Linked DNA regions of Homo sapiens: all the other regions are linked to region 1. The links are chromatin loops, found by intact Hi-C in ENCODE. Cell type or tissue: IMR-90. All regions are shown on one strand. Each heading gives the region's core, and the rest is flanking DNA. Links, peaks and the distances in the headings are about the cores only.

The links. Peaks named below come from ENCODE experiments on the same cell type or tissue, not always from the same donor. Only the 100,000 strongest peaks of a DNase experiment are listed, where the experiment ranks them.
Region 2: a loop joins it to region 1, with 3 times the contacts of the local background. A loop is called at or near these places in 9 of 110 quality-filtered maps.
Region 3: a loop joins it to region 1, with 10 times the contacts of the local background. A loop is called at or near these places in 42 of 110 quality-filtered maps.
Region 4: it touches region 1 in a loop (3-fold over the local background); 7 of 110 quality-filtered maps call a loop at or near these places.
Region 5: a loop joins it to region 1, with 6 times the contacts of the local background. A loop is called at or near these places in 42 of 110 quality-filtered maps.
Region 6: a loop joins it to region 1, with 13 times the contacts of the local background. A loop is called at or near these places in 37 of 110 quality-filtered maps.

Annotation. Positions count from the first base shown.
Region 1 is chr6:133,550,646-133,556,111 of GRCh38, reverse strand. The region is part of intron 5 of TARID (TCF21 antisense RNA inducing promoter demethylation); the gene reads left to right. Among named protein-coding and RNA genes, the nearest start is that of EYA4-AS2, 97 kb to the right of the region's middle. In IMR-90, for the core only: CTCF peaks have their summits at 2,244 (motif pointing right), 4,055 and 4,462 (motif pointing right); DNase peaks (open chromatin) are centred at 2,241, 3,991 and 4,471; H3K27ac peaks cover 1,995 bases.
Region 2 is chr6:133,500,374-133,505,839 of GRCh38, reverse strand. All of the region lies in intron 13 of EYA4 (EYA transcriptional coactivator and phosphatase 4), which reads right to left. TARID (TCF21 antisense RNA inducing promoter demethylation) reads left to right here. Exons shown (of 9, transcript NR_109982.1): 9 at 3,160-3,588. Among named protein-coding and RNA genes, the nearest start is that of EYA4-AS2, 47 kb to the right of the region's middle. RefSeq lists an enhancer at 1-689. In IMR-90, for the core only: no CTCF peak of the experiment used is centred there; DNase peaks (open chromatin) are centred at 2,899 and 3,249; H3K27ac peaks cover 196 bases.
Region 3 is chr6:133,182,786-133,188,251 of GRCh38, reverse strand. No RefSeq gene overlaps it. Among named protein-coding and RNA genes, the nearest start is that of EYA4, 56 kb to the left of the region's middle. In IMR-90, for the core only: a CTCF peak has its summit at 3,249; no DNase peak of the experiment used is centred there.
Region 4 is chr6:133,283,819-133,289,284 of GRCh38, reverse strand. All of the region lies in intron 2 of EYA4 (EYA transcriptional coactivator and phosphatase 4), which reads right to left. Among named protein-coding and RNA genes, the nearest start is that of EYA4, 45 kb to the right of the region's middle. In IMR-90, for the core only: a CTCF peak has its summit at 2,301 (motif pointing left); no DNase peak of the experiment used is centred there.
Region 5 is chr6:133,189,057-133,194,522 of GRCh38, reverse strand. No RefSeq gene overlaps it. Among named protein-coding and RNA genes, the nearest start is that of EYA4, 50 kb to the left of the region's middle. In IMR-90, for the core only: a CTCF peak has its summit at 2,498 (motif pointing left); no DNase peak of the experiment used is centred there.
Region 6 is chr6:132,959,472-132,964,937 of GRCh38, reverse strand. No RefSeq gene overlaps it. Among named protein-coding and RNA genes, the nearest start is that of LINC00326, 130 kb to the left of the region's middle. In IMR-90, for the core only: CTCF peaks have their summits at 1,766 (motif pointing left) and 3,095 (motif pointing right); DNase peaks (open chromatin) are centred at 577, 1,767 and 3,597.

The sequences.
Region 1 (5,466 bases), core at 303-5,302:
TACATGTCCAAAGTTTAAAAGTACAGCTTTGGATTGTGAGTTATTTAATCAATGAAGACTCCAGTTTCACTGAAAACACAGGTGATGACAAAAATGATAGGACTTAATACCACCAAAATTTCACACTTCTGGCCATCTGCTTTTCAGAGTCAATGAGTCCTGAAGACAAATTAACATGTGGCATATGAAAGAAAGGCAGGAAAATTGGGACTCTGCCCAGACCTTCAAAGACTAGTACTATCCATTCTGTTTGAAAGCAGTTCTTTTATATATGGACAGGTCTTTCACATTCCGGGCCAAACTATTTCTTTATATAAACAATCTCCTGTAGCCTAATACATCCCATGCTCCTCTGTGATAACTATTCAGCCTCAAGCACAGTAACCCGAGTGCCTGATTGATTGCACTTCTGATCAATTCTTTTTGTATTTGGCTTTTACACCTGACTTACTGTTCCTATGTGAGGTACAGGATAAGTTAGAATAAGCAATGAAATGTAAATCTTCATAGAGCTACAAATGCTGAATTCTTTTGTCAAGAGATCTATACACCAGCAACCAAGGGCATCCCTGGCATTTAAATATAGACCAGTGTCTGCACCAGCAACAGGAAGAGTATCTGGGAACTTGTTAGAAATGCAAGTTTAGCGCTTGTAATCCCAGCACTTTCAGAGGCCAAGGCAGGTGGATCACTTAAGGCCAGGAGTTTGAGATCAGCCTGGCCAACATGGTGCAACCCGTCTCTACTAAAAATATAAAAATTAGCCGGGTGTGGTGTCAGGCGCCTGTAATCCCAGCTACCTGGGAGGCTGAGGCACGAGAATCACTTGAACAAGGGGAGGCAGAGGCTGCAGTGGGCTGAGATGGCACCACTGCACTCCAGCCTGGGCTGGAATGAGACTCCATCTCAAAAAAAAAAAAAAAAAAAAAAAAAAAGAAAGAAAAGAAAAGAAAAGGAAAAAGGAAATACAAGTTTTGGAGTCCCTTTTCAAACCTATCAAGTAAGAAGCCCTGAAGGTGGAGCCCTGAAATCTGTATTTTCACAGCCCTCCAGTTGATTCTGAAGCCAGTTGAAAAAGCAATTGCAACAAAAGCCAAAATTTAGAAATGGGATCTAGTTAAACTAAAGAGCTTCTGCACAGCAAAAGAAACTATCATCAGAGTGAACAGGCAACCTACAGAATGGGAGAAAATTTTTGCAATCTATCCATCTGACAAAGGGCTAATATCCAGAATCTACAGAGAACTTAAACAAATTTACAATAAACAAGCAAACAACCCCATCAAAAACTGGGCAAAGGATATGAACAGACACTTCTCAAAAGAAGACATTTATGTGGTCAACAAACATGAAAAAAGCTCATCATCACTGGTCATTAGAGAAATGCAAATCAAAACCACAATGAGATACCATCTCACGCCAGTTAGAATGACGATCAATAAAAATCCGGGAAACAACAGATGCTGGAGAGGATGTGGAGAAATAGGAACATTTTTACTCTGTTGGTGGGAGTGTAAATTAGTTCAACCATTGTGGAAGACAGTGTAGTGATTCCTCAAGGATGTAGAACCAGAAATACCATTTGGCCCAGCAATCCCATTACTGAGTATATACCCAAAGGATTATAAATCATTCTACTATAAAGACACATGTACACTTATGTTTATTGCAGCACTATTTACATTAGCAAAGACTTGCAACCAACCCAAATGCCCATCAGTGATAGACTGGATGAAGAAAATGTGGCAAATATACACCATGGAATACTATGCAGCCATGAAAAGAATGAGTTCATGTCCTTTGCAGGGACATGGATGAAGCTGGAAGCCACCATTCTCAGCAAACTAACACAGGAACAGTAAACCAAATACCACATGTTCTCACTCATAAGTGGGAGTTGAACAATGAGAACACATGGACACAGGGAGGGGAACATCACACACCAGGGCCTTTCAGCGGGTGGGAGCAAGGGGAGGGAGAGCATTAGGACAAATACCTAATGCATGTGGGACTTAAAACCTAGATGACAGGTTGATAGGTGCAGCAAACCACTATGGCACATGTATACCTATGTAACAAACTTGCACGTTCTACACATGTATCCCAGAACTTACAGTAAAATTAAAAAAAAAAAACAAAAAACGCAAGAACATTGAGAGCCACTACCATAGATCTTTTCCTGTGTGAAAGAGGCCAAATAAAATCCAAGTCCTACCAGCACATGTGTGAAGAGTGACAGCAGGTGGCAGTGTTCGACTATTTCTACCTTTTCTAGAACTCTATTCACCACGGAGCAAATGAAATTTGTCACAGTTTACTGGTCATTTAGTGAAAAAAATAAATTCCATTGCTGTTTTCCATTTCAAAAAAGAAAACTAATTCTCTGTAGATACAGAACCAAAACCTAAAAATAAAATATACACTTTTTTCCTTTTTTGAAATTTAACTTTGGAGGTATTTTTTAAACTGTATTCCATCAAGGTAATAAAATGCCTCTGCTGGGACCCTCCTAGTTGTATTCACATGAAGTCAACAAGATTTCTTCCCACCCACACACCATGCCCTGCCACTCTGTACTATTTTCTATTCTGTGCAGCCATGACTTTTACTTGCCCAATTTATTAATATATAAATATCAGTGCAAACACTGAACTTAAGGATAGTTTATATTTTGAAAAGGGTTCCTTGCAGTGTAGGCCAAAATATTGACCATAGTCCATGGGAGGATGGACTTGGAAAAGAACTATCGTTGTCTTAAGAGATTACGTGACACATGCATGATTTTACAGCAAGAAAGTGAGGAGTCAGGCTTTCCATCCAAGCAACTGATTCTTTTCCCCACTAGTGGAACCAACACCAGTTGCTTTCTGATCCTCAGTGGCCACAGGGATTCAGCCTGACCTGCCCAGAGCCTTCTTTTTTTTTTTTTTTTTTTTTTCTTTTTGAGACAGAGTCTCACTCTGTCACCCAGGCTGGAGTGCAGTGGCTGGATCTCTGCTCACCACAAGCTCCGCCTCCCGGGTTCATGCCATTCTCCTGCCTCAGCCTCCCAAGTAGCTGGGACCACAGGGGCCCGCCACCACGCCCAACTAATTTTTTTTTTGTATTTTTAGTAGAGACCGGGTTTCACCGTGTTAGCCAGGATGGTCTCAATCTCCTGACCTCATGATCCACCTGCCTCGGCCTCTCAAAGTGCTGGAATTACGGGCGTGAGCCACCGCGCCCGGCCCCAGAGCCTTCTTGAAGGCTGCCCTCTGAGTGACCCTTCCTAGATCCCAGAGACTGGCCCACTGCACTGGGCTTGCTCAAAGCAGGACCAGAAAGACCATACTGAGCTCCAGACATTGCCTCGTCCCTTTCACCATATTCTCTAAACACAAAGAGTTTTGAATTTTAACATTATTGTACCCTTAAGAGCTTTTCTTGATAAATGGCTCTTTGGATGACATGTACAATAGCATCCAATGCCTTCTCCAAGACGAATGACTACTGTAATAACAGCAATACACTTAGGGCTATTCCGCCTACAACTGAAGCTTTTGTTTTCTGATGTTCTTTTATCCCTAACATCAATTTGTTCCTGTCAGTAAACATAAGCTATCGAGGCAGAATTTCATGTACAGAAGGCAATGTTTGGTCTTCCCTACTGGCATGTTAAATACATTTTCCTGATGCAATGTTACATTTAATGTTGTGCTGCTGGGGAGAAAAATTCATCAGTGTCTCTTCAGCTCATGATCCTATCTTGTCTTGAGATCACGTTTCATTATTCCTCAAGCCAAGAATACACGGGGTCTGGTCTATGGCCAAATAATGTGATTCTGGGACATAGATTGGGATTACTGAAGATAAAGTGGCCTGGCCATGAGGCATACTGTAAGAACACATGTTCTTATTAGATTGCATCCCATCTCTGCGGTGGCTGCCCTCCTGCCAAGACTGAATGCTACTAAGCACATACCTCCCCTCAGCTCTCAAGTGAGTCACAAGTTTGCTTTCATTCCAAAAGCAAAACATAACAGTGAGAGAGGCCCAGGGCCACTTAAGAGCTACAAGCTGTTGGTTCGTATGGGGGCAGAGCCTGCCTTCCAGCTGAGGCAGCACCCCAATAATGCCAAGTGGCGCCTTCAGCATTCTCACAGGTGCAAGCTATTTCTTCCTGAATGAATCACCGAGTCTCCTCTAAGTTCTTTGTGCTACTCACTGTTGCTTACATCATAAACACACGGAGGCTGCAAAGCTTCACACTTTGTTCCAAACATTTAAAAGGAGCTTTTAGCCTGTCTCCCTCCTTATATGGCGATAACTGATCTCTGAACCATTCTCAGCTCAGGGCCTTACCTTGGAAAGGACCATGGAAGTCAAAGGCAATATCAATAGCTGAAGACCTCCAGTGGTTTTTTTTAACGGACCAGATATAATAAGGCAGGTATATGGCCAACCACTTTTCAGATGGAATTACAGAGATGAGACCACAAGGAGGAACTCATGAGCCTTAGGAGTACTTTAACATCCAATAGTGAAGTCCACTTGGTCTTAAGTGAAAGATCTAGGAGGCAGAAATGGCTCTGTAATTTTATTCTTCCATTTGTCATCTTCCTTATCCAAAGTGCCTTAAGGTTATGGGCGGGTCTCATAGTTTCTTAAGGGCCCTAAAGTTAGGGGAGGGTCTCATAGTTTCTTAAAGTGTAGAGTGCAGAGTACCTGTGTCAAAATCACTGGAAGTGCTTCTTAAAGGTTTATTCCTAACCCCCACCACATACCACTCACTTCTCAGTGAACAGAATCACTCAGTTTGGGGCCCCAGGCATCAGCATTTTAATGAGATTCTTGGGTAATCTTTTTGGACACTGCCTTTTGAGGACCATTTATTTAGGCTCTTAAGAGACTTTCACACTACTGATAACAATGTCATTCCCTGAATAGTTGTCATGGAGTATGATGAGCTCCAACCATGCCTTCAATTAAACCCTTGGGCAGAACTGGCACTCAGAGGTGGTTGTTCTTACTATGTATATATCACCCACTGAGACACAAACCTCTCAAGGTCAATAATTAGGTCTTTTACTTCCTTTATTTTTTTCAGCAATGGTAATGACAGTGCCATTGTAAGTAAACAAGACATATAATCTTGTAAAATTAGATGTAAAACAAGGCATATAGTCAGTAAAATAAGGCAGAGAAAATTATTTGAACTTATTGTATTGCATTTGAAGGACATTCTACTGGTATTCTGTTGGAATAGGTCTTGCCTGATTGCCTAATTTCACTGAAGCCCACAAGGACGTGGCAAGGTTGACAAGCGGGCTTAACTGGCTATTGGCAAAGTTCTGTTAAGAGGACAGTCCTTACTAGCTGAGTTGAAACCTGGAGTGACCCAACAGAGGTCCAAAGGCTAGAATACAGCCTGACATACTAGGTGTTCAATAAATGCTTGATGCATAAAAAATGAGAACTGTGATTCTA
Region 2 (5,466 bases), core at 159-5,158, 50 kb after region 1:
GAGGAAGGAAATCAGCTAGTTCATATGACCCAGTTTACATATAATCTATGGAAAGTATTCTGGAGAAAGGTATTTGGATGGGGTGCTGAAGAATGGAGCAAACTTACTAAAAAGAAAGGATGTCTTTTTAAGAATAATGACAAATAATAAGAATTAAAAGATAGAGAAAAATAGGTCAACTGGGTATTTATAGGACTTGAGTAGAGAATGTTATCTGGAGGTGAAACAGGAAGAGCTGGCAGAGGATGGTGCGACCATCACTTAATTTTTAATTGCATTTTTATCAACAAGGTAAGAGGAATCTCCCTATCCAAACATGTGTAGAGTTTGGTCTAACCTGCATTTGACTAAGGTTGAAGAAGGGAGGGGTGAGAATAGCTAAAAGAACATTAGTTCTCTAAGTGTAATCCAGGTAAAAAATATATGCTTTGGGAAGTGATGGGGTCAGTAAAGAGTTAAAATGACTCAATTTTTGTTTACAGAAACCAAGATATTAAACAGCAGCAAGAAGTCGAAAATCAAGACCAGAGTTGTTACTTTACCATAATTAACTGCAGCTGAAGGCCTAGCATCAAGAGATATAAGACTAAAAAGAAAGGAGCATTTGGGGATAGGGATGGGAATAGGGAAGTAATTCATGCTCAAACATTGTGTTTAAAATTATCAAAGTTGGAATGATGTCTAAAGAAGAACTGCTCATAGGTGCAACTCCGAAGATAAGAGAAAGAAAAAACCTGGAAGGGACAAACCCTTAAAATTTGAGACCAGATGGGTGTTAGCAGGGAGAAGAATAAGGTTTTGAATAAAGCTGACAAGTCTAGAAGGATACTATTGGTTTTGGCTGGGAAGTTATTTTGGAAGACCTCAGAGGGTGATTTGGGTTGAGTGGCTGGGCCAGGAGCCAGACTGCAGGGATTTGAGAAGAGAGAGCCGAAATTGTGTTTTCAACGTTCTAATAGTTGGCATTTCAAGAAATGTATCTCAACTTGGGGAAATGTAATGCAAACTTTACTCAATTTATGATAAGAACCTGCAACCCAGGTCAGGCCAAGCAGTATTCATCTACACCCTGAACTGATTCCATTTGCAAGGAGAAACCACTCTTCATTCCACACCTCCACTATGATAATCCATTTTATTCCTATATTTCCTTTCATCATGTTTTGAGGGGGAAGCCCTAAAGTGTAAACATATTTGAGATGTCATCCTGTGTTCTATAGCCATGAAAACCTGGAGAATAGGAATTAAATGCTAAGAAAAAGGCATTGAGTGCTAAGGGGTCACTGGGGTATGAGAGCTAAACTAAGACGATGTGAGTGAAGATAGAGACAAGATAATAATACGCTGGATTTCAACATAATTTTCTAATTGTTTGCATCTTCTCATTTAGAGATTTATGTGGATTTCATAGGCAGAGATTCTCATTTCTCAGTAATGGATGCTGACTCTTCACATATCTGATGGCCTCCTGGTATTATGTCATCCGGTAGCTTGACTGTGCTGCCGGATTCATCCGTCTTCCAGTGACAGAACCATTTGGGACTATATACCCAAAGATCAAATCAGTTCTGTTTTAGCCAACAAATATTCATTAAAAACAAGAATAAAATTATTAATAAGTAGGCCAGGCACAGTGGCTCACGCCTGTGTTCCCAGCACTTTGGGAGGCTGAGGCAGGCAGACCATTTGAGGTCAGGAGTTCGAGACCAGCCTGGCCAACATGGTAAAACCCTGTTTCTACTAAAAATACAAAAATTAGCTGGACACAGTGGTGTGTGCTTGTAATCCCAGCTACTCAGGATGCTGAGGCACGAGAATCCCTTGAACCTTGGAGGTGGAGGTTGCAGTGAGCCAAGATCATGCCACTGTACTCCAGCTTGGGTGACAGAGTGAAACAGTATCTCAAAAGAAAAAAAATATTAATAAGTGCCAGTTTGTGTCTCAAGGGGTTTCAGAGCTCAGAAGGGCCCCTTGCTCTGTTTCCTTCAAGTATAAAATTCTTTTTTCTTCATTTTGTTGATCATGTTTTTGTTGAAATAAAATCTCTAAAGGTTGTGTAAATTAAAAAAAAAACATTTTGTCTTTTTTGGTTGAAAAATTCCTATAATTAGTCTCTGTCTTTTTGACAGGGTTGGGGGAACTAGGCATTAACTAGGCTGAGGATATTCTATGAAACTATTCTGCCTAGTCATGGAACCATGAACAAAGTCTACAGAAATATCAGGAAAAATCAAATGTAATTATAGCATGAAAACATATAATTCCATTAGTGACGCTCTGTGCTTCTGAGGAATGTTCACTGATGCAAGACAATAAAACTGAGCTCCACACTAGTCTGTTATGTTTCTGATGATTACTGCCCTAAAGATATATATTTCAGATAGGAGTTCAGAAATATCTGATTTAAAAGGTTTTCCTTCTGGAGACCAGGTTGGTTAGGCTCTTATCCTATGATTTGCCAATTTTTCTTTTTAAGTTTTAAATACCATTATTGAATTTCTTATGTTCATTCTTCACATTCTTTGCATTTACAGATCAGATTTATGGGGATGGGAGAAAACATACTGTTCCTTTTGATTGTTACTTTGATCAATTCCATGCTTCTGAAGTACGTAACTCTGTGCTACCCAAACAGTGATAGGAAAATCCATGAAGAATGCATTTTGTACATCTGATAAGCATGCAAACAAGCATAATTTTTTTTAAAAAAAGCAAAATGCAAGAATCTGCTAGCAAGCAAGCATGGCATGTGGTGTGATAAAAACTGTAGTTGAGCACTCCACTGGAATGCAACCCCACGGCACTGGGAGGGCTGGTCATTTGTTTTTCAAGCTGTGGAGATTCCACATCACACACTCTGTGAGAGCCAGGACTTAGTAAGCATTTTGGCAAAATATCATTTGTAACTGGGAAAGTTTAGGTTTGTGGTTTGCTGGAGTGTGAACTAGCTGTATTTTACTAAGCTTTCCAGAGAGCAAGGCCTATTGAAAGAGAGAGGTTTCATCAGCCATGCCAAAGTCTTGGCACAGATGGGCCAGGGCTAGTCATGCCATCAGCCAAGGAAAACCATGCCTGTAAGAGGTGGTGATCTTGTTTCTAAGAGAATGTCTGGGGCAGGCTTACTTTCAAATATCTAATTTTAATTTTGTTTTTTTCCAGCTTACTAAGTCACTGGGACAGCTAATTCTAAGTGAGCAGATTACAGCACTGCATTTTTCCAGCTAAAGGACTCACAGATCCAAGAATCCCAGAAAGATGACTGGACATTTGGTGGGTGTAGCCTTAGCAATGCTGGGCACCCTCCATCTTGCCAAACTGCTGTGAGGGAGCTGCCAGCACCTGCAATTCCACTGTTTTATCAGGCATGTGAGAATGAAACATACTTCTGGATTGAACCCAAGTTTTATACAGAGATGTTTGCTCATTTTCATTAGATGTTTGTAGAATTATGGGCACCTTATGAATCAAGAGTTGCTTTTTTTTAATTTGCATTTAAGTGTAGTGAATGTTGAGTTTAGGGTCTAAAATGAGGTGATAGCAAAATCTTGGATAGAGGAAAAAAGTGGGATAATAAAGGCACTAACAGGGTTTTGTGGAAGTTCTGATATATATTATACATATTATAACAGTTCCAAAAGGTTCAAAGTGTCTACAACAGAGTTTAATAGGAAGCAAATTGAACTACTGCCAATTTATTCTGTGTACTGCTCTATCAAAATACTGAAACTATTCCCCAGACATTTTACTGAATAGAGAGAGAGAGAGAGTGAGAGAGAGAGAGAGAGAGAGAGAGAGAAGAGGAAGATGAAGAAAATAAATAGCTCTTGGCCTTTAAATGTGTGGTTCTAAGCCAGATGTTGCCAGTGTATAACCAGGGCAGGATCCAGTACAGCAGTTCTCTAAATCAAAATACTAACGCCTATTAGCCATGTGAACACAGAGCATAAATTGGAGCCAGACTGTCTGTCTACGGGCCTCTGCCCTGCATTGGGCCATCAGCTGGAATTCCTCCTCTAGGGACACACTGTAAAAATATCTCTGGAGAGGCAGCAATTATGTATTTTTAAAGAAACTAAGGACGTTTTTTTTTGTTTTTTAAAGACATCAACCTCTTGAAACAGTTATTCTTTTGGGACCCGTAGCATATGTGTAGACATGTGCACACAAAGATAGAAGATATGCAAGTTCATCATGGAAGAAAGAAGGCAGACCAGCTCCATGAACCAAGGTGGAAAAAGTTACTGGATTTTTTAGAATACATATACTCTTTAAATCATAAGAGATAAAATGAAATTCAGTCACAAATCAGAACAGAAATTTTACAATTGTGATACTTGTCTATGATGGATAGGTAGTGGGCTTACAGGTTCTTAGGAGGAACTGGAAAATGGTTTCAGGAACATTCATTTATTCATCATATATTTATTGAGTGACTAATTATGTATTAGACACGTTCAAATTCCAAGCAGAGAGCAGATAACCAAAAAAGCAAAGCCCGTACCTTTATGTGGTTTATATTATTACTGGATGAGATATCTGATAAACAGACAAGAAAACAAGGGAGTATAAGCATTTCAGGTGGTGATGAGCTATGAAAGAAAAACCAGGACAAGCAGATACAGAAGTGATGAGGATGAGTGGAAAGGGCTAATTTAAAGCAAATTCAGAGAAGCCCCCTTTCAGGAGGTAATGGCAGAGAGAGAAACAGAGGCCTGACAAAGGTGAGGGAGCTAGGTATGAACAGGTGCAATAGTAGCGAACATACACAGAGCCCAGAGGTGAGGAGTCTGTGTGTGAGAAGAGGGACCCTGACCAGGGAAGGGAAAGGAAACAAGGATTTTAAGAATGCAAGAGTGCTCCACTGAATGTATGTGAGAGGCCCCAGCAAGATAAGCCAAGAAGGAACACTTGATTTGGCAACAAGGTGGCTCCTCAGACTTGGCAAGTGTCATGTTATGGCAAAGCTGGAAAGAGCAGAGAAGGAGAGCAGTCACCAGAGGGGAAAATGGGCTCAAGAAGCTCTTCTAATGACAGGAATGTGACAGCAGATACGATGGTGATGGGAAGAATCTAGGAGAGTGAGAAACTGGTGGCTTAGCGAAAGAAGTCCTTTCAGGAGTCGATTCTTTGGGTAGGTGAGGGAGCACGGAACCAGGGTGCAAGAGAGGTGCAAGAGACATCTATGGCTACAGATGTAGGAGGCACGGATTTGGTGGTGCAAAGATGACAGAATTCATTTGTTTGCTTTTTTCCCCCTAGTAATTGAGGAGGTTTGTACAGAATTGGGAGAGATATGCTTGCTCTCCCTTCAGCTCTTCAAAACCTCCAATAGGAAGAGTTCATGACCCCAAGAGTGCTTGCACCCACTTGAGATTTGTGGCCACATTCAACTGTTGAGGTACAGGCAGTCAGTGGGGTTTTCTGATGGAGAAATAATGAGGAAAGGATAGAGAGGCGTTATGGAAA
Region 3 (5,466 bases), core at 140-5,139, 370 kb after region 1:
CCAAGTTATCATTCTTTCATCAGCCCTCATCTTTTCATATGGTTACTATTCACTAGCCAAACCGACCATAACTGTGTTTGAGTCTGCGCTTATGAATAGTTAGGTTTTAGTAGTGGAAATTGTGGTTTAGATATGCATTCTTTCATTTCTTGACTTTTAGACAAGCATTATATGAAACACTGAGGATGTAAAGATGACAAGGCAATTCTACCTTCAAGAAGATTACAATTTAGTTGGAAACAAAGAGATATGCAGTAAACACATAAATAAAACTTGCAAGTGCAATGATTAGGTATGGTAGGGGAATTAGAATGTGTAGAAGAAGGTCACCTGACCTAGGCAGGATATGGAAGACATGGCAAAGTTGAGGGGAAAGAGGGATAGGTTCAGATTTGGGCAGAGAAGTCTCTGCTGGGCCTTAGAAATTATGTAGGAGTTGGGGCAGCCAAGGGCACTCATGAGGAACAGGGAGTGAGCCAGTGGTTTGGTATTTCTCTTCTTTTGTCTTGGATTTATTTATGATAACCTGCTCTTTAACTTACATGTTATGCTTTTATTAAAGAAAACAAGAGTACTCAATATGCAGACATTCTTATATTTAAACTATCTATCAGCTATTTCACCACACGTTTTTTTTCCTCTAGTTCTGAATTCAGCATTATTTCTAACACTGTGATACTTTATGAACATTGCTCAAAAACAAATTTTACCACTGTAAGTCATATATTTTCCAAATACCCATCTACACTTCAGACATCATCCTTAGATTTTCATCTATGACCAAATCTGGAGAGATTTTAGCTCATGTATGAGAAAAAGAAAGAAAATAGAAACAAAAACTGTTTAGTAAAATGAAAACCCACCCCCACCCCCAACACGCAAAGAACACACAGAAAGAAACCTTATACAGAAATGCAATTTGTTAGGAGCTAACGTTATTAGCCACCACTGAGATAAGCAAAATTGATCTCAGACACAGAAAAGGAGGGGGAATAGTTTTTTCAGTGTTTTCTAATTGAATTTTAATATTTGATAATAGCAAACATTTTGTTTTGATGAAGCCAAATTGTTCACTAGTCTTAAGATTACAAATTAATTACATTTAGGATTACAATAAAGAAGAATGCCTACCAAGTAGAAGCAATAAAACATTCTAATGTAACTGCAGGGTTAGAATTATTATCTCATAAATAATTCATTTGTGAAATGCAATTTTTGTTCCTCTTTTAAAATATAAAATTAAAAAAGTAAGTGAAGGTCTTGTGGGTTTGTCATTGGTGTGTATTTAAAGAATAGTAATAGTTTTCTCATCTAACAGAAATGAAATCTGCTAATGTTGGGATATCTGGATTTTTTAGATTATGTTGTCTTTTATTTGAAAAGAAACTTAAGCTATAAAACACAAGAGAAAGTGCTTAAGTACCTTCACACATATTCTTTTCAGTAAAATAATGTCAGCCATCAAAAGCCGTTTCAAGTGCAATCCGTACAGTAATAGTTAACTAGATAAGTTCAAGTTGGCAGTTCTTGCAGTGAGTTCAGCTTCCAACTGTATTACCATTCCTCATTTCTTTGTTAGTTGTAATAGTAGGTTGCCAGGTTTTTTTCTTTCAAAAGCTTATAAAATTCATAGTTAAGAGGCAGGTCTATGAAAATTTAAAACCAAAGGAGAAGATGAATTCAAAAGCAGCTGCTTATGGAGTTTTATTGCAATATTTCACTGCAAGCCATGATGTCTTCACAGCAGCTTCATACTTAAAAGATTCTGAAAGTTGATTGATTGTTTCCAAACTGCTACATAGTTTTATTTGATTAACCATGTATATTTTTGCCAATATGTCTGGCTACCTATTTAAAGTTAGTGCATGGCTGGCAGTATTACAAAAACAGATTTTAAGGATTGGAATCAGATTTGGCAGTAAAGGATTTGGTTCCAAACTCATAGGTGATCTTAAAATTTCATTTGACATAAAAAGAAAAACTTTTCCAGTCAAAAACAAAAGATTCTACTTTCATTGAAAAAAAGCTTCTTGGCTGCCAAATATGTTTATTTTTCTTATGTATTTGCTCTATCACTGATTCCTCGGAAGAAAGAACCTCAAGTGATACTATTTTAAAATATACGCACATACACACAAAAAATTTAATCAAGATCTTTAGATGTGAAGTAAAAAGCTTACTCCTTTAAAGTAAAGAAAAAAAAAAAGACATCTTTTCAAAAGTTCATTGCAATAAAAGAATCTTTTGTCCTTCCTCTTGGCATTTTAAGGTTTTAACGAGTTGTTTATATATCTCAATGGCTTGAAAAGACAGATGTATTTTATGTAATCTTCCATGTAAGCTTTTTTCATTTCCCTTATAAATTACTTTTCCATATTTTAAAATGTAGTTGTGTTTTCAAGGAAAAAATGGCCAAAAAATATGAGCCGTTATTTGTTGGCCACCACGAACCTTTAGATAAAGTAGGTATAAATCACAGTAAGCAATAAAATTTCATCCTAACTATAAACCACAACTTTATTGAAGAAATGTCTATTAAACTTGTGTTGTCTCATTTTCATTTTACCTGAACATTAATGTATGAGTTTCATTTGAAAGCTAACAGTTAACAACCCATGTTTCATATTCTAATTAACATAAGGGACATCTGTTTCAATTAGAGAAAGCAAACTTCCTAAAGATTCTATGATGAACTGCTTTTATCCTCTGTGAGCTAGGGAAGTGGATTATATATAACACATGAAGAAATAAAAAACAGTAAAGAGCAAAGATGCCAAGCCCCTGAAATATATAATTGAATAATAATAATTGAAGTACACACGTCAAGTTGTGTGTGTAGCAAGTTCAACCCACAGAAGCACAGACCTAATGAAATGGTTTCTTGATTTTTAATCTCCATAAACCTTTCCTCCTGCCTTTAACTCTTATAGGTTTGAATACAAATCAAACATAGACCTTAACTTCATCTGAAGAAGCTGGAGTCCAAAAAACAAACAGAAAACAAAACAACTTCTGCAATGGTTTAAGCAGACTAACAAACGTGTGCTTTGATGGATGATTAAAAAGCCCTCAAAGTTAAAGGGGCACAGCTGAGTACATGGCCTACCTTAATATTGCTGTAGTGAGTAATGAGATGCCTCTGGCTTATAAGTACCTAATTGTAATGAAATAATCCAGCCCAATCTTTAAAATTAAGGTAAAGTAAATTCTATTATTTGTGGTATACATAAAAAAGCAATGCGAGAGCTCCCCCTATTGACCCACAATAAAGTATAATGTACCCTGAAATATACTTCCAAATATACATAAACAATATAAAATTTCAGAAGTTTAAGGGATTTTTTTTTTTTAAAGATTGAGTTCATCAGTTTATCTTTGTAGAATCTGAGGCCTAACAACATTTATTGTCATGGGACAAATTAGAGTGGCAGGTTTGTCTCTGCACTGTTTTCTCTGTATTATAGTTTGACATCATACAGTTTGTATAATTCAGAAGTAGGAAAGGGCTAAAGAGACCCCGTTGACCTAACTCCAACTATCTCTGGTCAAATGGACCCAGAGATGCTAAGGGATCTGTATAGGTTTATGGCTTTTTACTAATAGTTGGGAATCAGAATTCCAGTTATATGTTATCTTTCTATTATTTCTGCTCTGGCAGTGTGTTTTGTTTTGAGCCCGACATTTTTATGTTCTTTTTGTAATTTAAGAACATGTTGTTCAAAAATATAAGAATTTGAAGTTCTGGAAAACAAGAGGACATTCGTGGTCAGTAAATTAACTATTCTTCGCCTTCTGATGACACATATTTTTTGTAAACTAACTAGCAAATGCATATTGATAGGGTCTTTATATTTTCATACATGCCCTCAGCTATTAAAATATTTATATGATATGTGTAATTGCTGAAAATGGTAACCTGCTCCTATTATGAAATCACAAAAAACATGAAATATATTTCTCTGATGTGCTTTCTGGTGAAAATATTTATTGGTCACTAATTTGTTAGTATTTATTGGTAATTAATTGGTCAGCATTTATATTAACACTACCATTCCTGTAATTAACCATGAGATGTTATTGATTATATTTATGACATGAACAGGGTTTTTCTCCCTATACTTGAAGGTATGTGAAGATATGTGTGAAGGTATGTGAAGTATGTATGAGTTCAATTAGTATGTTAACTCCTAGAGGGCAAGGGTTATTTTGTGCATCTATTTTTACGCATCTTTTTTTTCAAAGAACACAGATGCAATGAACACAGGGCTTTGAATGCAAGTTTTTGATTTGTCACTGCTTGTTATGCAGCTTCTATTGAAGTCTGCTCACAGGTGCCACTACTGATAGTCCTATTTCCGTTGGAGTGCTTTCCAGAATCCCACAACCCTAATGCCATACTCTACACATGACATTCTTTCAAAATGCTGAGGTCATGTACATATATCAAATTACCTTCCTTCATCCTATATGCTTAGCCTCTATTGTAGTTGATTGTAGAAATGTATGTGCAGAGAAATCAAATGAAACCATATTTACTGAAGAAAATCTTGTGCTTGGTGGTGAGAAGGGTAAGATCTCTGTTTTCAAATAATTTAGGACTAGAAAAGAATAATCCTGTTTCCTTAAAAAGTTGACCATCATCTATGTATTCTTCATACTTCTATCATTAAAAACATAAAAGTAACAGAAATGAGGGTTTTTTTTCATCAAAATGAAGTGTATACATGGCTTTTCTTTTCTCTGGTGTTGCCCCTCTGTTTTAAATTCTTCAGTTGTCTGTTACCTTTCTGTATCCTTCTTCATCCTACCCCCAAAACCCATAAGAAAGAAGCAGTCTTCTTAGAAGCTCAATGCAGGCAAATACAACGTATACAATATAGTTAAGTTTGAGAAACAGATTATTGCACTGCAAGATGCTACCCTCAAAGTGGAAATCACATAATTATGTATCAGCTCCCAAATTTGATTTTGCCTTTCAAAGAAGATTAATTTATAATGGTTAAAAGGCATTTTATTTATTTCTCCCATAGACACACAAACATTTCCTTAAGAAGTGTATAGAAGTGTATAGAATTGATGTAAGAAGTGTATAGAATTCATCATACTTGATGAATATATAATGGAGCTAATAAAACATACCACTGCCTTCTAGACATCTAATACCCTTACGGTAAGTTTGACCCTTGGTTAAGCACATCTTGTCTTTTAGTCACTTAAAAAAACTTTTTCAGAATTAATAATTTCATGGACATTGGGTAAATTAGTTGCTAGCTTCAGTTTCTGGTTTTCCAGAACTCTTCCTGGAATTTAGAATTAGAAGATAAAAATAAGTCATATTAAGGTAACTTTGATAGTAGAACTTTCAGATTTGGAAAAATAAGAACTAATGGGTGTTAGTAGGTCCTACAATATAATACGAATGAGCAATCTCATATATGATCAGGGGATGCTGAGTCTGGCCAGGGT
Region 4 (5,466 bases), core at 218-5,217, 270 kb after region 1:
AAAAAGAATGCATTAAGGAAGAGCACTTTGGAAAATTCCAGGATATCCACGTTCTCTTAAATTTCCAGAGTCAGAGTGTATCACTCCTCTCCAGCTAGTTCACCTTCTTTCTGTTCTCCATTAACCTCATCATCCCTTCTGCAACAACTTGAAGTCTATTCTCCACTGAATCCTTCTCAAAATCTGTCATCAAACACAAGCAAGCCTCCTCTTGGAAGAAGGTGCTCCATTCAATTGCTGTTCTGTGTCTCTTCTTTAAACTTACAAACTTTCTCTTAATTCCTCATTATCTTCTCTAAATTGAATCTCTGGGATGCCTTTTCTTACCACAACTCTCTTGGGACTTCCTTTTGAAGGGCCACCAGTAACCTTCTGGTCAAGAAATGAAACAATCTCTTTCTCAGTGCCATTCTGCTTGACCTCTTGGAACGTCAGACAGTAATGACCAATTCCTCCTGAGAGTTAGCTTGGCCATGGCTCTGAAGACACTATTATCCTACTGGTTCTCATTTCCCTATCTTTTCTCAGTTTCTTACAGTTCATCTTCCTCCTTGCACTTCATAAACATGCTGGTCTCCTATGTTTATCTTCATCCTTCTGCCCTTCCTCAGATACCATCTCCCCTTAAAAGCATCACCTCAAGGAAAATACTGTTCTGTTCCACACATGAGCATGGAGAAGTTCCAGACTTCTCCCCCATGGCCCAGCAGGCCTTCACCAATTGCTAGTTTAACATGTTCTCAAAAGTCCTCAATTCAAACACATCTTTCTCTTTCCTTAAGTCATTGATACCTGCTCCTAAACTCTATTAATGACATCTTCTAGGCTTGAAACTCCAGGATAATCTTTTTCCTCCTCCAAGTCCACCCCTTGCCCTTCCTCCTACTAACTCTATTTGGTTTAGTTACCAAGTTCAGCAAAGCTTTATTTTCAAGTTCCTTTTATTGATTCTTTACTCGATGTCTTTCTTTCCACCATCATGTCATAAGTTTAGGCCAGGGGTTGTCAAAGTATGGCCCACCACCTGCCACATGCTTTTGTAAATAAAATTTTACTGGAACACAACCATGCCCATTCATTTACTTAATGTCTACAGCTGTTTTCACATTTCAAAAAAATTGCCAATCCCTGACTTAAGCCTTTTTTTTATTGAAATGGAGTCTCACTCTGTCGCCCAGGCTGGAGTGCAGTGCAGTGGCATGATCTTGGCTCACTGCCACCTCCGACTCCTGGGTTCCAGCGATTCTTCTACTTCAGCCTCCCGAGTAGCTGGGATTACAGGTGTGTGCCCCCACACCCGGCTAATTTTCGTATTTTTAGTAGAGATGGGGTTTCACCATGTTGGCCAGGCTGGTCACCTGACCTCAGGTGATCCGCCCACCTCGGCCTCCCAAAGTGCTGGGATTACAGGCATGAGCCACCGTGCCCGGCCACTTGGTTTAAGCCTTTCGGAGTTCATGTGCAAACTCCTTCAAGATCCCCTAAGCCATCTCTCGTACTCTCAATTTCCCACCTTCAGTAATCTCCCTACCATCTGGTTAATTTTCCTAAAACATCATTTTAAATATATTAATCTCTTGCCGAAAAATTATATGTAATTTTCCATTATGTCCAGGTTAGAAAGTCCAGAAATACAGGACTGTTATCTTATACATCTCTGTCTTTTGTGCAGTAATGAGCATCATGGTGGCCACCCAAGAACACGAAAACATCTCAGCTTGGCTTCAAAGTCCTTTTCAGTCTAGTCTCAGTGCTTCTCAGCCAGATTTCCCACTGCCTCACAACCTCATGCCCACAGAGCTTCTGATTCAGTAATTCTAACCTAGCCACAGTCCTAGGCAGGCCTTAACACCTTATATTTGGTACCTCTGAGCTTTTATGCCTGATATTCCCCAGGCCAGGATAGGTTCTCTTCTGTCCATACAAATTCATTCTGCCTTTCAAGACCCATTGAAGGTGTAACCTAGTCTATCTATAATTCCTTTCTTGTCTTTTATTGAACACATTTTCCATGCTGATAGCATAGTACTGTTACCTTTGCAATATTATTTTGCTTTCTTGCTTAAATTCTATATTATGTCTTTGGCTTTTCATTGCAGTTCCCTCAATAATATATCATAGCATAGTATATATTATATTAAATGTTCAGGTAAACTTTCTCAAATGTTTTGCAGGCAGTAAGTATATAAATAAAACACTCATTGGAAACAGATGTAATGTAGATCTGTGGTCCCCCCGACACACACAGAGAAGACATTTGGCAATGTCTCAAGACATTTTTTATTGTCACAACAAAGGAAGGGGGGTGCTACTGACATCTAGTGGGTAGATACCAGAGATGCTGCTAAATAACACAATGTACAGGACAGCACCCCTCCCCAACACTACAAAGAATTTTGTGGCCCAAAATGTCAACAATGCTGAGGTTAAAAAACTCTAATTAGATTAATTCTTTCCTAACCTGAAGTGCCTAGAAACATCACATCTACAAACAAAGCAATGAAAAAATGAAAACTATTTGTTGACTGAATTTTCTTCTAAATATTTCATGATTTTGGTTACTTTGATGGAAATCTCAAATAAGTGAATACTGTCTCAATACCTATTCATAGCTGTATGGTGCTCTTTCTGCTATGATAGAGGTGAATCCAGTAATCAGTGACCTGGATATGTGTTTTTGGAAATTTGGAAAGAAGCACCTCGGAGGAAAATTCACTGAATGTGGCCACATACAGTCTATGACATAACTCATTGCTTATGGGTATTAGGATCAAGCAGCTATCTATGTAAACTAGCATCTCCTTGCTCTCTAACCTGGGGTGCCCAGGGCTTAGTCCTTTTAATTTGTCCCTAGCTAGACTTATTCTTTTGGAGATTTCAACAAATATAATGTTTTGAAATACCATTGATATCTTGAAGCCTCCCAAATTTATATTTCAAGTTCAACTCATTTCCCTGAGTTCCCAATGGTTACATCTGATGCATATGCCTAAGAGAAAGTAAAATTTCACATGCGTTTAATTAGCTTAGTTGGTTAACACTCCCCTCAGAATGTGCCCCCCATGCAGTGCACTAGCAATCCAGCGTTCTTCATAACTGGGGATCCCCATTGTTTCCCTGAGGCCTCCTCCTCCTTCATCACCCTAGGAGAACACAGAGACCAAAGAATCATTCTGGGGCTTCTCACTGCCTCATTCTCAAAATGATCAACATTATCACTTCTCCTTACATTTCACAGGCCAGCACTAGTTATATGGCCCTGCTGAACTGTAAGGAAACTGAGATGCACCAGAAAAGAGGGGTATGAAAGAGGGTTGGTGAAAACACAGCAATGTCTCTGCCACCATGTCTAAAACTGACCTCCTGATCTGCAACCCCAACCTGTTCTTCCCCAGTCATCCTATCTCAGTCAATGCCAACTCCATCCTTCCCATTTCTCTGCACAAAGACCTTGAAGTTATGTCTGACACCTTTCTTTCTATCATAATCCATAACCCATACATTAGCAAGTCATCTTAGATTAACCCCAATGCAACGACTTACTACCTCCAATGCTACTTTGTTGATTTTTCATCTGGATAGTTAAAATAGCCAGTCTCTGCTCTTGTCATCATAGTCTATTTTCAAAATAAAAGCCAGAGTGGGTTATTTAAAAACTTTAGTCACATCACACAATACCTAAGCTCAAAAGCCTCCAATTGCTTTACATGTCACTAAGAGAAAAAGTTTAAGCTTTACAATGGTCTGGAAACCTCTACACAATATGTATTCCTCCACCCTCACATGCCCATGCTGATTACCTTTGCAGCCTTATTTCTGCCTTGTTCTGCCCATCACTACCACCAACGCTGACATCCTTTCTATTCCTTGAACCTACCCTGCATGCTACCACCTCACGGTTGCTGTTCCCTCTAATTAAAACCCACTTTCCCCAGATATCCACATGGCTCACTTCCTCGCCTCTCTTGAGTCTTTGCACAACATCTTCTCAGTGAGGCCTCCCTAACTACTCTCCAAAAACCGCAGCTTGGGAGGCCGAGGCAGGCAGATCACAAGGTCAGGAGATTGAGACCATCCCCGCTAACATGGTGAAACCCCGTCTCTACTAAAAATACAAAAAATTAGCCGGGCGTGGTGGCGGGTGCCTGTAGTCCCAGCTACTCGGGAGGCTGAGGCAGGAGAATGGCGTGAACCCGGGAGGTGGAGCTTGCAGTGAGCCGAGCTCGCGCCACTGCACTCCAGCTTGGGGGACAGAGTGAGACTCCATCTCAAAAAACAAACAAACAAAAAAAAAAACAAAAAACCACAGCTGTCCCTTCACCTACCTACCCTGCCCGCAAGCACTTCCTATCCTCCTCCCTGCTTTATTTGGTTTTTCTCCTTGCACTTATTACTATCTGACATACTATATTTGTTTACTGTTTGTCTCCCCCTCCACAAGAATATAAGTTCCACAAGAACAGTAATATGCGTCCATTTTGTCCACCAAGTATTTCCAACAATGAAAACCATGCTTCAAATATAGCAGTGCTCCACAAATATTCACTGAATGAATTAGTACTAGCTATCCAAGTCTCGTTTTAAAAGAACTAAGAATAGAACTTACACAGTATCATATAATCTTATGCTAAACTAAAATTTAGGGGGAGAAAAGGAATTATTATATTCATCTTTTAATCCCTAGTATAGCAAAGTTTCTAGAGGATAGCAAGAAGTCTTGAAATGCTTACTTAATTGAATTTGCTGAACTATCATTTAATTTCCATACATTCTGCTATCTTATGACTGCCTGTTAAAATATTTACTAATAGGGTCAGGTGCGGTGGCTCATGCCTGTAATCCCAGCACTTTGGGAGGTCAAGGCAGGTGGATCACATGAGGCCAGGAGTTCAAAACCAGCCTAGCCAATGTTGCAAAACCCCATCTCCACTAAAAATACAAAAATTATCCTGTTGTGGTAGTGTGCACCTGTAGTCCCAGTTACTCTACTCGGGGGGCTGAGACAGGAGAATCACTTAACTCAGGAGGCAGAGGTTGCAGTGAGCCGAGATATGTGATTAATGAAGATTGTACAATTAATCTGTAATCACGGTGGAATAATTTAAATTTCTCACTCAAATCCATAATATTTAAAATTGTTTGATCTTCATATAAATAATCTAAGATCAAGCTGAGTTTTAATACATACTCTATGACACCAAGTTGACCGAAGGGTCTGAAAATCATGTAAGTTGATGGAAGCAGGTGAGTTCACGTGTTTAACATGAAATCGTGTCTTTAGCAGTAGCATGGATGGAACTGAAGGCCATTATCTTAAGTGAAACAACTCAGACACAGAAAGTCCAATATCACATATTTTCACTTATAAATGGGAGCTAAATAATATGTACATATGGAAACAGAGAGGAATAATAGTCACTGGAGACCTTTGGAGACCACTGGAGAAGGGTGGGCAGGTGGGAGGGA
Region 5 (5,466 bases), core at 202-5,201, 360 kb after region 1:
ATCTTTGGCATCCAATCAAAACTTATCAAACAAGCAAAGTAGCAGGATAATAAAAGCCATAATGAGGAGAAAGATCAGTCAATAGAAACAGACCCAGCAATGAAAAGATGACAGAATTAGTACATAAGAATATTAAAACAGGTATTATAAAATTAAAGAAACAGGCTATCAGCAAACAACGGACAATGTTAGCTGGAATAACATATGTCTAATTGGACTCCAACCACAATAATGCAGAACTAAATTACTGAATGAATCACTAATTATGCTCACTAGAGTTTCACTACAAAGTACAATGAATATGCAAACATTTACCATAAGTCAAATACCATAATAATAATTTCTAGAATAAATGAAGAATGAAATACTTATTGTCCCTGCTCTAAAGGATTGCACATTTTGTTCAGAGTCAGAAGACAAGTAGAAGACTTGCTGATTTGTCTGGTACATGACAGATGATTTAAAGCACCATAAAGAAAAAAAAAAAGAAAATATAAGAGCCAGTCTCAGATAAATGCTTTGTAGAAGAGGGAACACTTCAGCTGGGTTTTTGAGAATGAGTCAAAGAAATCTGAGCAATAATTACATGGCAAGAAAATATGTTCTATATGTAAGAAAAAATTAAGAATCAAGGCAAGGATGCAAGAGAATAAAGAGTGTGTTCTCAGAGTAGTAAGTGCTGTAGTGCTTCTCATCAGCCGGAGAAGGAAGCATAACATTCTTGAATGTCAAGAAGAAAGCTAGGGTAGGTATAGTCCTCTTACCTCCCTATTAATTTCCCACATTCCTTACCAATTCGCAACCTGGTATGTTATCTTAGAAAATCCAAGGAAAAAAATTTAAAAATGCAGTAAAAATGTTGTGCTGGTGGGTGTATTGGTTTGCTAGGACTGCTGGTAAGAAGTATCCACAAACTGGGTGACTTAAACAATGGAAATTTATTGCCTCACAGTTATGGAGTCTAGAAGTCCAACATCTAAGTTTTTACAGGGTTAGTTCCTTCTGGAGGCTCTGAGGGAGAATCTGTTCCCTGCTTCTCTCCTAGCTCCTTGTGGTTTGCTGGCAATCTTTGGCATTTCTTGGCTTGTAGATGCCTCACCCTAATCTTTGCCTTCATCTTCATATGGCATTCTCCCTGTGAGTGTGTCTCTGTTCAAATTTCTCCCTTTTATAGGGACAGCAGTCATATTGGATTACAGACCCACTCAGCTCCAGTAGAACTCATCCTGACTTGACTAATTATATCTACAATAACCTTATTTTCAAACACATTCTGAGGTACCGGGGTTTAGGATTTCAACACAAATTTTGGAGGGAACACAATTCAAACCACAGCACTGGAGAAATGCTGAGGTCTTTTAATAGGGGAGAGTCTTGATCAGGGTGGCCCTTCAGGAGAATAATGGCAACAGTGCATGAATTGGGCTCTGAAAGTCTCTAGTCACATCTTCCCTGCTTTGTTCAATATCCAAACACACACATACTTCGTTACCAAGCGATTTCCTGCATCCACCATGCCTTCCTTCCTTTCCGCCTTTCCTATGCTGTTCCCAATCCTGGGATTTCCTACCCCACTTACAGCTAATTCCTCCTCTTCCTTCAATGCTTATCTTTGAAAGTGTCCTAATCACATTCATAATACATAGGATTATGGCTCCAATTTTTTAGAAGCCTTTCCTAAACATCTCTCCATCTGAAAGGTGGAGTTCACACTCCCTCTGTCATGTAAAAAACTTAACCTGCATGTATTAGAGTATGTATTATATTTTCCTATAATTTGTGTACATATTTTTATTTCATGAAACCATTATACACCTCAGGTTAGATACGGTATCTCATTCATCTCATCTCTTCCAACTAGCTTGGTGAGTCATACCTATTAAATAAAGAGAGTGGAGATACCGAGGCAGCTAATTTTCTGTATATACTAAGACTTACTCTTTGAAAAACTGGTGTGGATTATAAAACATAACCTCTACATAGTGCTTAACATATGCCTAGCACTGTTCTAAGCGCTTAATATGTATTTCTCATTTAATCTTCACAAACACTCTGTGAGCTGGGTACTACTGTTACTCCATTATGTAGACCATGAATCTGAGGCACACAGAGGTTATGTAACTTGCTTGGGATTACATAGCCTGAGTGAGTGGCAGATGTTACAATCTGGCCCTCACCCATGCTGCCAAATTGCCTTTCAAAGACATTTGCTCTCTCAGTCAGGGACCTTTACTTTGGAACTATTTTCAGCTCTGCCACTAATGAGCTGTGTGATTTTGAGCACATTATTTAGCTTTTCTGTATTTCTATCTCTTCAGTTCTGAAATGGGCATAGTAATAGCACCATCTTCACAGAATTAATCCATGTAAAGCAGATAGAACATTGTCCAGCACTAAGGCCACCACCACACACACACACACACACACACACACACACACACACTCAGAATAACTGAGAATTTATTGAACACTGTGTAGCTAATTGAAGCCATACTGCCTCCTGCTGATGATTAATAGTGTCTGGCTTCTGAAGAAGGATGGTATTGGCAGGGTTTTTTTTTTTTTTTTTTTTTTTGCCTTTTTATGAAGGATGGGACAGAGCTGTCACTTTATATGAAAACAAGAAAGAGGAGGTCAGAGGTGTTTTTGATAGCAACACAAAGGACCTTTATATGGCTTTAAAAAGGATTGCAGTGTTAGAAGTCGAAGACCTTGGGCTTCCATTGGTTTACAGCAGTCATCTTGACCTCTCTTCTCTCCTTATAAAGGGGGCAATGGAAAGGCAGCAGGGAAGAAGGAAGAAAAATTTAGAAAATATTTTAGAAAATAGGACCTTGAAAGGAAATTAAAAATCTGAATTCTGCACAATAAGAAAATCCTGTTCACTGAGCCTGTTGAACAGTTATCAACAATTCTTGAGAAAATTCTAGCAGTTTCTATGTGGAGCCAGTTGCTTTCTAATTGCTACAGCAGGCTACCACTGGGAAGAACAAAGGAAATATTTAGCACATCATAAATTCTTCTGCTGCCCCGTAGAGTGGCTGGAGTTCAGATTACACATTTATAACTAGCATTTGAGAGCAATTTCTCCTTCACTTTGAGAAAGTTTTTGGGAGGCACTGTTCCTCCTACGATTCTGGAGGAATACAGACCCAGTGTTTAAATTTAACAATCCAGTTCATTTGTGTTGGGATATGGTGAAGCTTGGAAAGATGTAACAGTGAAATACATTTTCCCTTCCCGAATTTGCTTTTTAATGGAAGTCGATTTCTCAGTGACTGGGAAAGTGTACCTCAGATACTGGTGAGTTGTTTTGACAGCTCTCCGACCTGGGTGGTGGTCTTCTCTGAGGACCAAGACTGAGACAGAAGAATAGGCAGGACCTAAAAATAGACTCAGTTCACACAGTGAAGACAGCAAGTGGGAGAGAGGCAGTAAACATGTTTCATGTGGAGTGAAGAAGCTGTACTACAGAGCTAAGGAAGAAACCACCACAATCCAGTAATGACAACAAGAAGCCACTTGAAGCTAAGGAGTCAGAGGTCAACTGAGATGGACCTTGCAATTGCATGTATTTTACAGCTGAGGTACATGAGGGTCTGCAGTGTCTGACTTGTCTTTGCCTTTGGAGAAGATAGTTCAATTCTCTACAGATTTTGATGGGCAAGTTTTCTTAGCAAATAGAAAGACCTTGTCAAATAATTGGATGGTTTATTATTTATGAGTTGTCTCCACATTTAGGTCCTTATGACTGGCCATAGCCATAGGAGTATGTTGTAATTCTTCACCCAGATGATTGATAGAATATAGGAAGCCATTCTCCCCCATGACAGTAAGTTGATGTTTCACTCCAATACGTGGTAGAAAAGGCTGAGATTCATGTCTTTCCAATGAACGAAAAATGTATGCTATTTGTACTTGTGCAGCTATATTTCCTATTCTCCCCGCCCATGGAAAAGAATTGATAATCTTCTCACTAATTTGCCTTAACTTTTACTTGTGTATTAGCTATATTGGGGAAAATTTTCCAAATAAAATTGAAAAACCAAAGAAATAAAAACTAGATAGATTTTCTATTTATATGAGACTTACTCCAAGATACAATTTCTATAGATTTGAACCACAGAGCAGATTTTGTCTTTTTCAGGATGAACCTAAGCCATAACCTCACTATCTTTTCTACCCAAATTTATAATTGAAGCTTCATTTTGGTTTTATAGTGAAACATTACTGAAAGTTGGATAAATTTAACTTACGGTTTTGCTGTATAAGTAGATAAGCTGACTAAATTGAATAAGGCAGCTATTTAGTTGTCACATTTGTTCATTTAATGTTTACAGTTTAACTTCCAATATCTGCTATAATTTTGTCCACCTATCTGTTGCTTGACATGGCTGAATTTCTTGAATTTCTCGAATTTCTCAATTATATTTTCCATACAGCCCATACCTCAGTAGGAAAGAAATAATCTCTTTGTTTACACAGCGTATTCTCTGAACATAATCTAGTTAGGTAGTAAAGTTTGTTTGTTTGTTTGTTTGTTTTGGAATCTAGCATGATAACAAGTGTTAAAGGCAAATTAAAAATGATTCTATACTTTTACAATATCTGATTTTCCTGCACCATCATTCAGATGCACATATGAACTGCAAGAATTTATATCATGTGCACACCATTGCTTGAAAGCAAAAAGACTAGCCATATGTTTGTAAAAATATATACATATCTTAATAAATTTTCAATATTCAAAAAAATGAACAGAAAATTAGTGAAATGTATGGAGTGAGGAATAAAATAAGAATATTCGCTAACAGCTTGTCAAGAAATATGATGTTTGTGAATCTACACTGTCAGTTGATTTTCACAACAAATATATTATCTCTATGCAGCCAAAAGATTTCTAAACTCAGCCAGTGACTCGCTTACTTGAAGCAACACTTGACACAAACAAAATCCAATACAACCACTCTTTTGGATTTCATTTTGATAAAATTTATTTCCTATTCATAGGCATTGATAATATTGGTCTAGAATAACCAGATGCCTATGGAAATTTTGTTGAATAAGTAATTAATTACTATTTAAACTACACACTCTTACTGACATTTTAGTAACTCCAAGAAATTCAAGTATTTAAAAAACGAGCACAATATAAGAACAACCTCCAATAAATGTAATTCTAAGAGGGAATCTTTTATTGTTGTGAAGCTTATAAAATTGAAGGTCTCATGTTTTAAGAAGATAAAAAAGGAATTCTTTCTCTGCTGTGGAATAAATGGACTATCTCACCCATGAATAATGATTAACGTCCTTTCAGTTGGAGAAAAGCCTCCTAGGAGTTCACACCTGCAGCATTTGTGAATTACAGGCCCCCTTCCCTTGAAAGAAACTTAATAATCACTATTCACAGGTGAAGTGTGCTTCAGTTGGATATAAAAAGTTGAGATAAAACCCGTCTGCTTTGTT
Region 6 (5,466 bases), core at 206-5,205, 590 kb after region 1:
CCCTACAAGCAGGTTGTATTGAGTTTCCTGGGCTACCTTCCATGAACATCAAGGAATGCAACAGAGATGAATGTTACATCGACACCAGCAGTGCCACCACAAGAGAAACTGTTTGTACACTCTTTTCATTTCTCAGTGCAAGCAAGCATCTAAAGACTTTGCACCTGTTCTAGTTAGCTCTGGCAAATGCAGTCTGTATTTATATTAATAGAATGATGTTTTCATAACAAAATGGACATGTAGGGATTGTGGCATTTACTTTGGATGCTCTCATATGTGTGCAGATTGGGAGAGGGATGACTGTTACATAAAGTCCCATGGCAAGGGAAGAAGACCCACACATCCCACACTGAATCATCAGGGGACAGTTTGAGAACCTTTTGTGGAATGACCAGAAACTCAAGTATTAGAAATTAAATTAGATACTTGATAAAGAGGGAAATAAGCTGGATATAAATGGGCTTTTCATGGGTAGTTTGAAACTATGAACTCTTTCGTGTTCCATCTCCTGTTTCTGTAATTTGTGTCTTATCTCTCCAGAGCAGAGCTGAGAACTGGTGAGATCATTTTTGGCTCCATTCCTGAAAGTTTGTTTTGAGTCACCAGTGTAAATATTGCCCACCCAATCCGTACATTTGCACAAATTAACTGAAACCAGCTACCCAATTCCTTGTTCATATTTGGATCTGTTGATTAACCCTGACAGCTGTAACCTCATTAGTCCAAGCTCTGGCCATAGCTGAGCAGCTGTCAAATTAGGAGGAAGTGGACTCACTGAGGTTGCCTCTATGGACCAGGCATGTTAAAATCAATAGGCGCTCTAAAAGGTTTCAGTTATGATTCTAATTCTAATTTATGTTGTGCTGTGGGCTCTTCACCTAGATCTATAATATGGCCCCGAAATTGGTTGTTTTTGAAGAAAGCAGGGGCTCTCTCACAAAGCGGGAACATAGGTTTTACCTGGAAGACACTGGGTCTGCATAGGTTGGAAATGGGTTTTTAGCATGCATTGTAACACAGACATTTTAATATATTTTAAAATATTAGTTTCTAATGTATTTTTTGGCAAGAGTGATTCTGTTAGTTTTGACAAGAGGCCAACAGTGTCCTGATCAGAGGAATAAGAAAGATCCTGCGGCTGGTACTCACTAGAAAATGGAGATAAGTAGGTAGGAAAGAGTTAGAAAACACTCCTATAGGAATGAGGTTTTCCTAACTAGAACACAAAGTTCTTGGGGTGAATTCTGTTCATTTCTATATGAATCTGTAAGGAGGAATTGGGAAGTGAACATTCACAGTATCTACTAATTAAAACCTGGATGTTCAGGGAAGGAGATCATTTTCCATCTGCCAAAGTGTTGAAAAGGACCCTGGGATAGGGTCAAACGCAATGTGTGAATTTTCTTGGCAGCATTTTCATCATGGGGCGATAGCAGGTTGGAGCAGAAGATGGTCTAAGAAAAATCTGGAGACCTCAGTCCTGGTCCCAGTTCTGCCGCAGTCTACTAGTATGGGTGTTGGAGGAATCCTCAATCTCTCTAGATCTCAGCAGACTCATTTATAAAATGAGGACGTTTCTGAGATGATTGCAATGGTCCTGTCCATCTGCAGTGATTAGAGCCTCTCAGAACAAATACATTATTATAAGAATATGCTCCATCATGGCCCAAGGTGGGTCTACATTCTAATTTTCTAGCTTTAGGGAATTCTCTTCCAGTCTTTTGTAGTGCCCTGTAGCCTATTATGCAGGCAGGTACTGTCCTTTGGCACCCCCTGGTGGCATCTGCAGCTGTTAAACCTGCCTTAATCATGGGGGCCTCACCGGTAAGAAGGCTAACTGTGGGGACTGGTAGGAGCCCAGGTGCTGTTTACAAGGGAAAAAAGCAATCCAGAATCTCATTTTTCCATTTTAGCTTTTAACTCATCGCATCTTAGAGGCTTAGATAAGCATGTTGATTTTAAAAAGCAGCTGTATTAATCAGATGCTAATAAAGCATCTAGCTTTCTTTAGGTTGAAGGATTTTGCGAATGACCAGGACTTCTGTTTCTATTATTGTGAGAAAATAGACCAAGAAAAGAGGAAGTATTTAGGTATTTAGTGGAAACCAAATGCTTCCTGTGCACTTGACTAATTTAAAACTCCCAGAAAATATTGGATAATGTGTACCCTGACATTTCCTAGGTATAGATTAAAGCAATAAAAAAATATTAAAAGGTTACTGAGCTTTTTCCTACCCCTTTCCTTCAATTTAAAAATCATTTACAAAGGAAGCTCTGAAAGTCAGAAGTTAGATTTAAAAAAAAAGGGAGAGAGAGAAAGTAGGTTCTTAATGTTATGGAATGACAGGTAAATATATTTTAACTATTGTGAGTCCTTATAATCCCTCAAATCACGATCATCTACAGGTAAGTTATTAATTAGATTATATTTGCCCTAATTGCATCAGTTCTACTGCTTTTGTTTACAATTATCGTCTTGCTGCGACTTTGGAAGTGTATTGAAACTTTGTAAAAAAAAATTGTCTTTGATTTACTGTAAAAGCATCTACAACATTTTTAATTTAAATGATTTCAAATGCCAAAAGTTTTGACTATGCAAAGAAACTAAGTAAATACAGTATAAAGAAAGAGGAAAAAACCCACAAAACTTTAATTATTCTAAATTACGTTAATTTAGTTTGATATGATTATAACAACTATAACTATTTCCAGGTAGGGCTAAAAGAAAAAAAAAAAGTCATAGGAAAGAGAAAAGTGAATATTCCCTAAAGGAGAAAAACATTTCTTTGCCATGTTTACTTGACTCCTTCTGGCAAAAGGCTGTTAACAGTTGTACCACACGGTTCAACCAGAGCTTGTTTCCAGAAAAAAAATATATATAATTGCATCTCAGAGATTTGGTTTGGAAAATCTGCTTTTGTTTCCAATGCCTTGTCTCTTTTCAACCACGTTTATAAGCATTTTCCAAGGTCTTTACGAGCACTTTGCCTGCCTCTCCACGCTCCTAAATATCACCCTCTCCTCCTTATGGCCAGCCACGTTTTCAGCCTTGGCCAAGGAATAAAACATTGGTTCACCTCAAAGGCTGCCATTAAATTTACCTCATTTATTGACCAGCAGGAGGTGCACCACCCTACTGAGGTCAGCCTTAGCTACAATGCTGCAGAGCCTATTGGCACCCCAGACTGCTACCCTGTTAAATGACTGGCGGGCCCCCTGGGCCAGGTAAATCCTACTGTTGACATATTGGTGGCAATGCCCTTGGAACACCTTTGATCCATTAGTATACTCTCTCCATTCAAGGGTGTATTTTACTGTGTGTTGACTAAAAGCAACCAGGTATAGAGGAGTGAAGGAAACAAAGTGAGCTCCTACTGGAAGAATAAGCCATTTATACTTCTCTGCAGTAGATATCAGGTCTACTAGGACATCAAGTTTAAGGCAAATAAAGCCTTGAGAATTCCACTCTTTGGATAGAACCACCATGGGGCCTCTGCTGCCCTTGAGGTGGTCAGTAGTAAACTGCCTACGAACGTGCAAGCTCACTAAAAGCCATGCTTTCACTGCTGAATGGCCCTTTGGCATGGATTTCTTTGCTTTTCCTCATCATCGCTTTGTCATTCTGTAAAAATGTGAGCTCTGTCAGCACAATGACTATTTAAAACAACCTTGAGTACTTGAATACACTGTTACATAGTAATAGTGCCTGCAGTATCTGCTTGTATTTTTTAAGAGGCTGATAAAAGATCATATTCAATATAAGGGGGCGGGGGGTTTCCTTCTCTTGATGCAATTAAGTACATAAAAATGTGCCAGATGGGAAACGCTAGATATCTGAATAATCATTTTATTCATAGACCGTCAAATGGCATCAGGCAATAATCCCTTAAATGTTCCCACTTTAAACCCTGCAAACACGCCACTCTCAGTCCTGACCTGGAGTGACCAGGTTAGATGGTCAGGGCTCTCAAATCCGAATGCTGATTCAGGCCTTCTTTCTCTGCTGCCAATAATAGTTCGTCTAGGTGCCAAATTTAGTGGTGGTTTCTTATGATGCGGATACCTGTCCAGCAGGAATTGGACTGCGACCACAAGCCATTTTCCTTAAGCCACAGAATAACTGTCAGATGGTAACTGCTGATAGTCACTGCTCGCCAGGCTCAGCAGTTTCCAAGTAAAAGACTTTTGAGCCCCCTATTAATCCCACAATTAAACAAATTTTGTCATTATGTAGAAATTCCCTGGGGTGAAAATTCAATGTTCGATCTTCAATTATTTCAAAACAAAACAAAACAAAAAACAAAACAAACAGAGCAACAACAACAAATTCCCTTCTTTTCTCCCCCATGGCTTGGTCCTTTTCCTCTTACTCTTGTGTTAATGATTTTCCGTTAAGCCACATCAAATTCTGTTGGGCATCAGTGAGAATTAAAGTTTTTCAAATTTCAAGTTTTATTCATGCATCGCATTCTTCTGAGAGCGAAAAGTATTTTTGAAATCTTTCTTGTACAGGTTCTGTCTTGTGTAGGCAGAGTATAATTTTTCTCTCATTTTGTAGAAGAGGGATCCAAGATACCCTCTCTGGAGTAGTACCATGCTAAGCAGAAGGTCATACTAGTAGTAAAGTGCCAAAACAAGAAAGCAAACAAAATCAGAAAGACATTGCATTGCTACTAATCATTTTATGGGATGCTGAGACCTCTATATGTACTTGTATTCTTGAGTTGAGTCCAGCAGACTTGGACAATGTGTTTCAGGTTAAGTGTTAACATGAACAGACAGAAGTTTACTCTGGGTAAGGCTGACTTCCTGAAGTAAATTTCCTAGAAACCCCATATTGTACCAATTTCTGTTTCATTTCCCATAAATGAATAGCAAGCATTGTCATGTATGCTAATACCTAAAAAAAAAGTGTTCCTGAAGCTGCAAAGTAGCATAAGTTCTTAATAGTTAAAACGTTTCAAATAAATATGTAAATATAATTTGTGTATGTATATGCATGCATGTGTGTATGAAGTGTGTATGTGTGTGTGAGTGTGAGTATGAAGGAAAACAGTAAAATATGTTTGTAACTGGAACGATTCACATTTGGACTCTGAAGTCTAAAGCACAGTCAGTGAGGAAAGTAAACAGTACATTAAGCTTCCCCAAAATGCGAAGGAAGACTGTTAACCATTTAGAAGCTACTGTACTTTCCTTTGACTGAAATTGGCAGTCTTTCTTGAAATAAAAAAGCGTCACTATTTTTTATTAGAATAAGCTTGAATCTTCATGACATTTTATCTCAGAAGCAAATGCATAATTGTAAAATTTCTGTATGTAAAGCACCCTGTCTTCCTGACCTTGTAGAATTTCGGAACTGAGGGGCCTTGGGCTTCATGCAGGCTCACTCATTCATCTTACAACAGAAGACTGTGAGGCCCAGATGTGTGGAGAGAACTCTCCAAAATTCCATAGCTTGGGTCA